Linked DNA regions of Mus musculus: region 1 is linked to region 2. The links are chromatin loops, found by intact Hi-C in ENCODE. Cell type or tissue: heart. All regions are shown on one strand.

Evidence for each region. Peaks named below come from ENCODE experiments on the same cell type or tissue, not always from the same donor. Only the 100,000 strongest peaks of a DNase experiment are listed, where the experiment ranks them.
Region 1: it touches region 2 in a loop (4-fold over the local background); 8 of 42 quality-filtered maps call a loop at or near these places.

Annotation. Positions count from the first base shown.
Region 1 is chr5:52,513,997-52,516,496 of GRCm38, reverse strand. No RefSeq gene overlaps it. Among named protein-coding and RNA genes, the nearest start is that of Ccdc149, 44 kb to the right of the region's middle. In heart, a CTCF peak has its summit at 1,060 (motif pointing left); a DNase peak (open chromatin) is centred at 1,066; H3K4me3 peaks cover 1,019 bases; H3K27ac peaks cover 327 bases; H3K27me3 peaks cover 125 bases.
Region 2 is chr5:52,654,889-52,657,388 of GRCm38, reverse strand. Sepsecs (Sep (O-phosphoserine) tRNA:Sec (selenocysteine) tRNA synthase) reads left to right here. Exons shown (of 11, transcript NM_172490.4): 7 at 1,034-1,163; 8 at 1,284-1,375. Among named protein-coding and RNA genes, the nearest start is that of Sepsecs, 14 kb to the left of the region's middle. In heart, a CTCF peak has its summit at 1,097 (motif pointing right); no DNase peak of the experiment used is centred here.

The DNA of each region.
Region 1 (2,500 bases), 140 kb after region 2:
TGGCCTCAGAGACTCCTGTCACCCCCCATGGACAGAGATCGTGCATAAACAGCAATTCTGGGGCAACAGGTGTCTATCCTGGGAGTCTGCTCTTAATCTCATCGCCAACACCTGCCACGCCCATCCGGCGGGAAGAACCAGTCTCGGCATCTCAGGGCTCCTCCTGTCCTGGAAACCGGCTGCAGCCAGCCACAAAGAGAAACGTGGAGCGGCAATTGCCGCCTCAACAATGACAAGTGATGAGGCACAATAGGAGGATCGGGCCTGTAATCAGCTTCAAGCTATACTTAGCTATTTACGAGTCCTGCAGCTCGCTCCAGAGCGTGTGAGAGAAGCGCACACCCTCGGCCCAGCGCTTGCTCATCACCGCTGCGCACCATGCGGAAAAGGACCCCTTTGTGACAGCGCCACAAATTACAGCCCAGGCAATCTGAGTTTCAGTTGGTGGATTCTTCTCTCTCCTAAAAGAAAAATCTGTGTTAAGCTTAATTACAGTCTGTCATTACCCGCAATCTTATAATGATCCAAAGTCCCAGGCAAAATGATAATAATAAAAAAGGAAAAGTGAGCGAGGATCAATTCAAATACGAATAGAAAAGATCTAGACAAACGCTGGGGAAGGGAGGTGATGGGGCATTATTCAGAAACAATCGGGAATGAAGACCAGCATCTCCGGAGGTAAACACTTGTTCCGGCTCCATTGTCTGTGTACCAGGCGCAGGGCTCAGCGCTAACTTTCCTCATTCTTGGCATCTTGAATCCCGTCGCTCTGACATTCGCCTTATAAAATGTAGGGAGCAGCTCCTGGGATATGGGAATGCCCATCATCAAAAGACCTAGTTGTAATAGGACAACATCTCTCGCATCCTAAGAAGGATGCCTGAACAGACTGAAAGTGTTCGCTGATTGCGTTCATCTTATGGCAAGAAAAAGGTGGGCAAGGCATAGGGGGAGGTTGACCGACGACACCTTTTAAACCAAGTTTTCTTTTGTCAGTTTTTACTGACCCACGGTGGCTTCCTTCTCAGTTCTAGAAGTCCACTGAGTGCGCCCTCTTGTGGCCGCATAGGAAGTGAAAATGATCTCGTCCCTCCACCCCTCTGCTGAGTAAGTGGGGGCCTAAGCTGATGGAGTTTGAGACTGGGTGCCAAAGAATGGGCAATCAAAAGGTCTCAGAAAGACAAGCCAATCTTCCTGGAACCGGGGTGTGTTCTGGACTCCACAGAACTTTTTGAGACCATGTAGATGTCAAAAGAAATCTTTTCCTGTACTGTTTATCAAATATCTGGAAACAATTATCCCATAGTGCATATATATATATATATATATATATTTGGTTTTTCGAGATAGGGTTTCTCTGTGTAGCCATGGCTGTCCTGGAGCTCACTCTGTAGACCAGGTTGACCTTGAACTCAGAAATTCACCTGCCTCTGCCTCCCAAGTGCTGGGATTAAAGGCGTGTGCCACCATGCCTGGCTATAAAATAATTCTTGATTATTTCCTACATACTGCTTATGAGAATTTCTTACCTGTCAAGAAAAAGTGTAGGGACCTGTTACAGTGAGACTATGAGTAGGAATTCCATCTTGGGGACTAAACATCAACGCACTGGAGTCATGTCTTACTTTTCCATGACCAAGGCATCCTATAGAAGAAAGACTTCTAGGGGTTTTACAGTTCCAGAGGGTTAGAATTCACAATCCTCGTGGTAGGGAGCATGATGGCAGGCAGGCAGGCAGGCAGGCAGGCAGGCAGGCAGGCAGGCAGGCAGACAGGCAAGGCATAGGAGCAGTAGCCAAGAACTGATATCCTGACCCACAAGCGTGAGGAACAGGGAGTGACTAGAGTCTTTCGAAACTCAAAGCCTACCCCCAGTGACCATACCTCTTCTAATGAGAGCCACATGTCCTAATCCTTCCAAAATAGTCTTACTAAGTGAAGTATTCAAATGTCACCTATGAGGAGCGACAGTCTCATTCCAACCACCCCTTTTACTTTCTGGATCCCACAGACTCTTGGCAATATCATAATACAAAATAGTCAAACTTCAAGACTCTCCATAGTCTTTTACTGTGTCAACACTGTTTAAAAGACTCAAGGTAACTGTAACACCCTCCCCCCCGTAAAATCTGCATAGTTCTAACATACAGTGACATAGTATGCATTACCATTCCAAACAAGGAAGAAAGGAGGGGCTGTTAGGAAATATGGAACCAAAGGAGAACCAAAACCCAGCAGGGCACACTGAATCCTGTAGCTCCATGCCTGATGTCCAAGGCTCCACTCTTCCATCTTTGCTGACTGTAACATACTTTTCTCTTGGGCTGGGTCCACAGACTATCTGCAGCTCTCCTTGATAGATATCCCAAGGCTCGGGCCCCTCTGGCCCCTCTGGCACCTCAGGGTCTCTAACACAATGTGGGCTTTACTTTCCCGTCTTCTTACAGTGGCCTCTCTGAGCTGCCAGACAGGACTCCATTGCTACACACCTGACTCCAGC
Region 2 (2,500 bases):
TAGATAGTATCTCCATTTTTAAGAGGAGAAAATTGCACCACATTAGACAGAAGGTCACAGCTGTGTCGAATGGGAAGCAGAACTTGGTTCCACGTTTCTAGTAGGTGCATGTTCCGCTCTGTGCCGGGATATTAGACTCCATTTCAAGTTCATTCGCCATGGAACGAGACTGTCTAAGGTCACAGAATTAAGGACCACAAGGTATGGAGAAGCATCGCCTGGAGCTGCCAGGAATATACAAATGAAATGGCCCTTTGTCGATGATAAACATAAAATGTGGCTTCTCTTTTGTGGTCAAAGTCATTATGGAAGTAGAGCTTGTTGTTTGAAGTCTAGGCTTGGATTCGATGGCTTGTCTGGCCCTGGGTCAGTCTTCAGCACAGAGAAACAAACAAACAAACCTAAAAAGAAAACATTATGCTAGGCATAGATCAGAGAGAGGCACTTAATTTTCTAGCTGCTTGGCACTTTGGGCAGCTGTAGTTTATTAGATTGTGATGCTAGTATTTAAACTACTTAATCACTGCAGACCTTATTGTCAAATAAAGGACACAGGTGCAGGGCATGGGGAAATGCTTTGTCTCTTTCTCAGTTTTAAGGTAAAAAGCTGTTACACAGGAATTCCTACTCCTGCTGGTAATGAAATCCCACCTGCTTCCCAGGGGTTATGAGTTGGTGATTAATCTGTGAGAACAGTTGTCACTGCAGAGTGCCGGTGTTCTGCTTATAATGAGCACCTCTCAGAGCTGTGGTTTAGTCCTGTAAATCCTGTACTTGCCCTACTGCAAAGACAATTACAGTCCTTCACCTGCTTTTGAAAAAAGGTCTATGCACTGTTTTAGGGGTACTCATTTTTACTTCAAAATTAAGGTAAAATTAGTAGCAGCCTTTGCAAATGTGGAAATGAAATTAAATTTGTATGTATATTTTGTAGAACATGATTTTGTTGTTGTTCTTGTGGCCTTTACTTGTTAATAGCAGTTGTCTGTCCTCACCGTGACTAACATGTGACCCACATGTTATTTGATTCTAGGGGGCTCGGGTTGGTAGAATTGATGCTTTCGTTCAGAGCTTGGACAAAAATTTTATGGTTCCAGTAGGTGGTGCTATAATTGCTGGCTTTAATGAGCCCTTCATTCAGGACATCAGCAAGATGTATCCAGGTCAGTAGATAACTTGGTTTATGGGAAAGTAACTAATGGGCAAAACTGCACATGCACATAGCCTTCTGTGGCGAGTCCTCCCGTCAGCCTCCTTCACACACCCTGTCCGTCTGTTTGCAGGAAGAGCCTCAGCCTCGCCGTCCTTAGACGTCCTCATCACCTTGCTGTCACTGGGCTGCAGTGGCTACAGGAAGCTGTTGAAGGAGAGAAAGGTGAGGTCTGCCTGTACTCAGTGCTGCTCTTGTAGCCTGCATATCACTCAGATGGGAGCCACCATCCGTGTTTTGTCCTCTGTCTGTCCACGTGCTGAGGAATAGTCACATGCATTACTTTACTGTTAGTATTTGTTTAGAAACCTCTGTATTGGGAATTATGTGGTCACTTGTTACCTAAAGGTAAAGAAGCTCCCCTTTTTATGTTTTAACATAAACCATATTAAACACTTTGCTCTTACATGTATTTGAGTGTGCATGTGCCATGGCATGTGTGAGTGGACGTCAGAGGACAATCTGTGGGAGCAGGGACTGAGTGTAGGTCACGGCTTAAGACGAAGGGCCTTTGACCTGCTTAGCAGTGGCACTGGTTCGGCTTTGTTTTGTTTTGTTTTGTTTGAACAGGGTCTTGCAGTGTTGCTGTGGTTGGCCTGGAGATTGCTTATGTAAAGAAGGCAGGCCTCAAACTTGGGGTAGTCCTCCTGCCTCTGCTTCCTAAGTGCTGGGACTACAAGCATCTACCACCACTTCTGGCATAGAGGCCCTTGAAAAACAAATGAAAAGTTTTCTTTTGAGTGAGTTGCCAGGCCAGCCATGGCAACACAGCAAGACCCTGTTCAAAATAACCAAAGCCGAGCTGATTTTGGAAGCCTGAGGGTGTGTTTTGGTGTGCTGGTCTAGTTGCAGAAGGAAGAACCAGTAGGGGTTAGCCACCTCCTTATGTTAAAATAAAAACTCCCTCCTTCAGTGTTGCTGAAACACTGGACTCATTCCTTATATTGGCTGTGGGGGAAAAAAGTGATAAACTTGGTGGTGTTGGCCTGAAATAGTCCCAGCTACTCGGGAGGCTGAGGCAGGAGGATCACTTGAGCAGCATAGTGAGACCCAATGTTTTTAAAAACAAGCTAACACAGAAAAGCTTCATTTGAGACAGTTCCGTAACTGTTGACGGGTTAGGTCAGATGAAAGTGAGTATTCATCTATCCAGCAGTGCTGGAGACCAGCGGCATGGTGTTTATATCTAAGCAGCCTTATGGCGTCAACTAGCAATGGAATCCTTCAGATGTACTTGACATGTTTTAAAGCATATGGGCATAGCTGTTATCACATAGACCCTCCAACAGG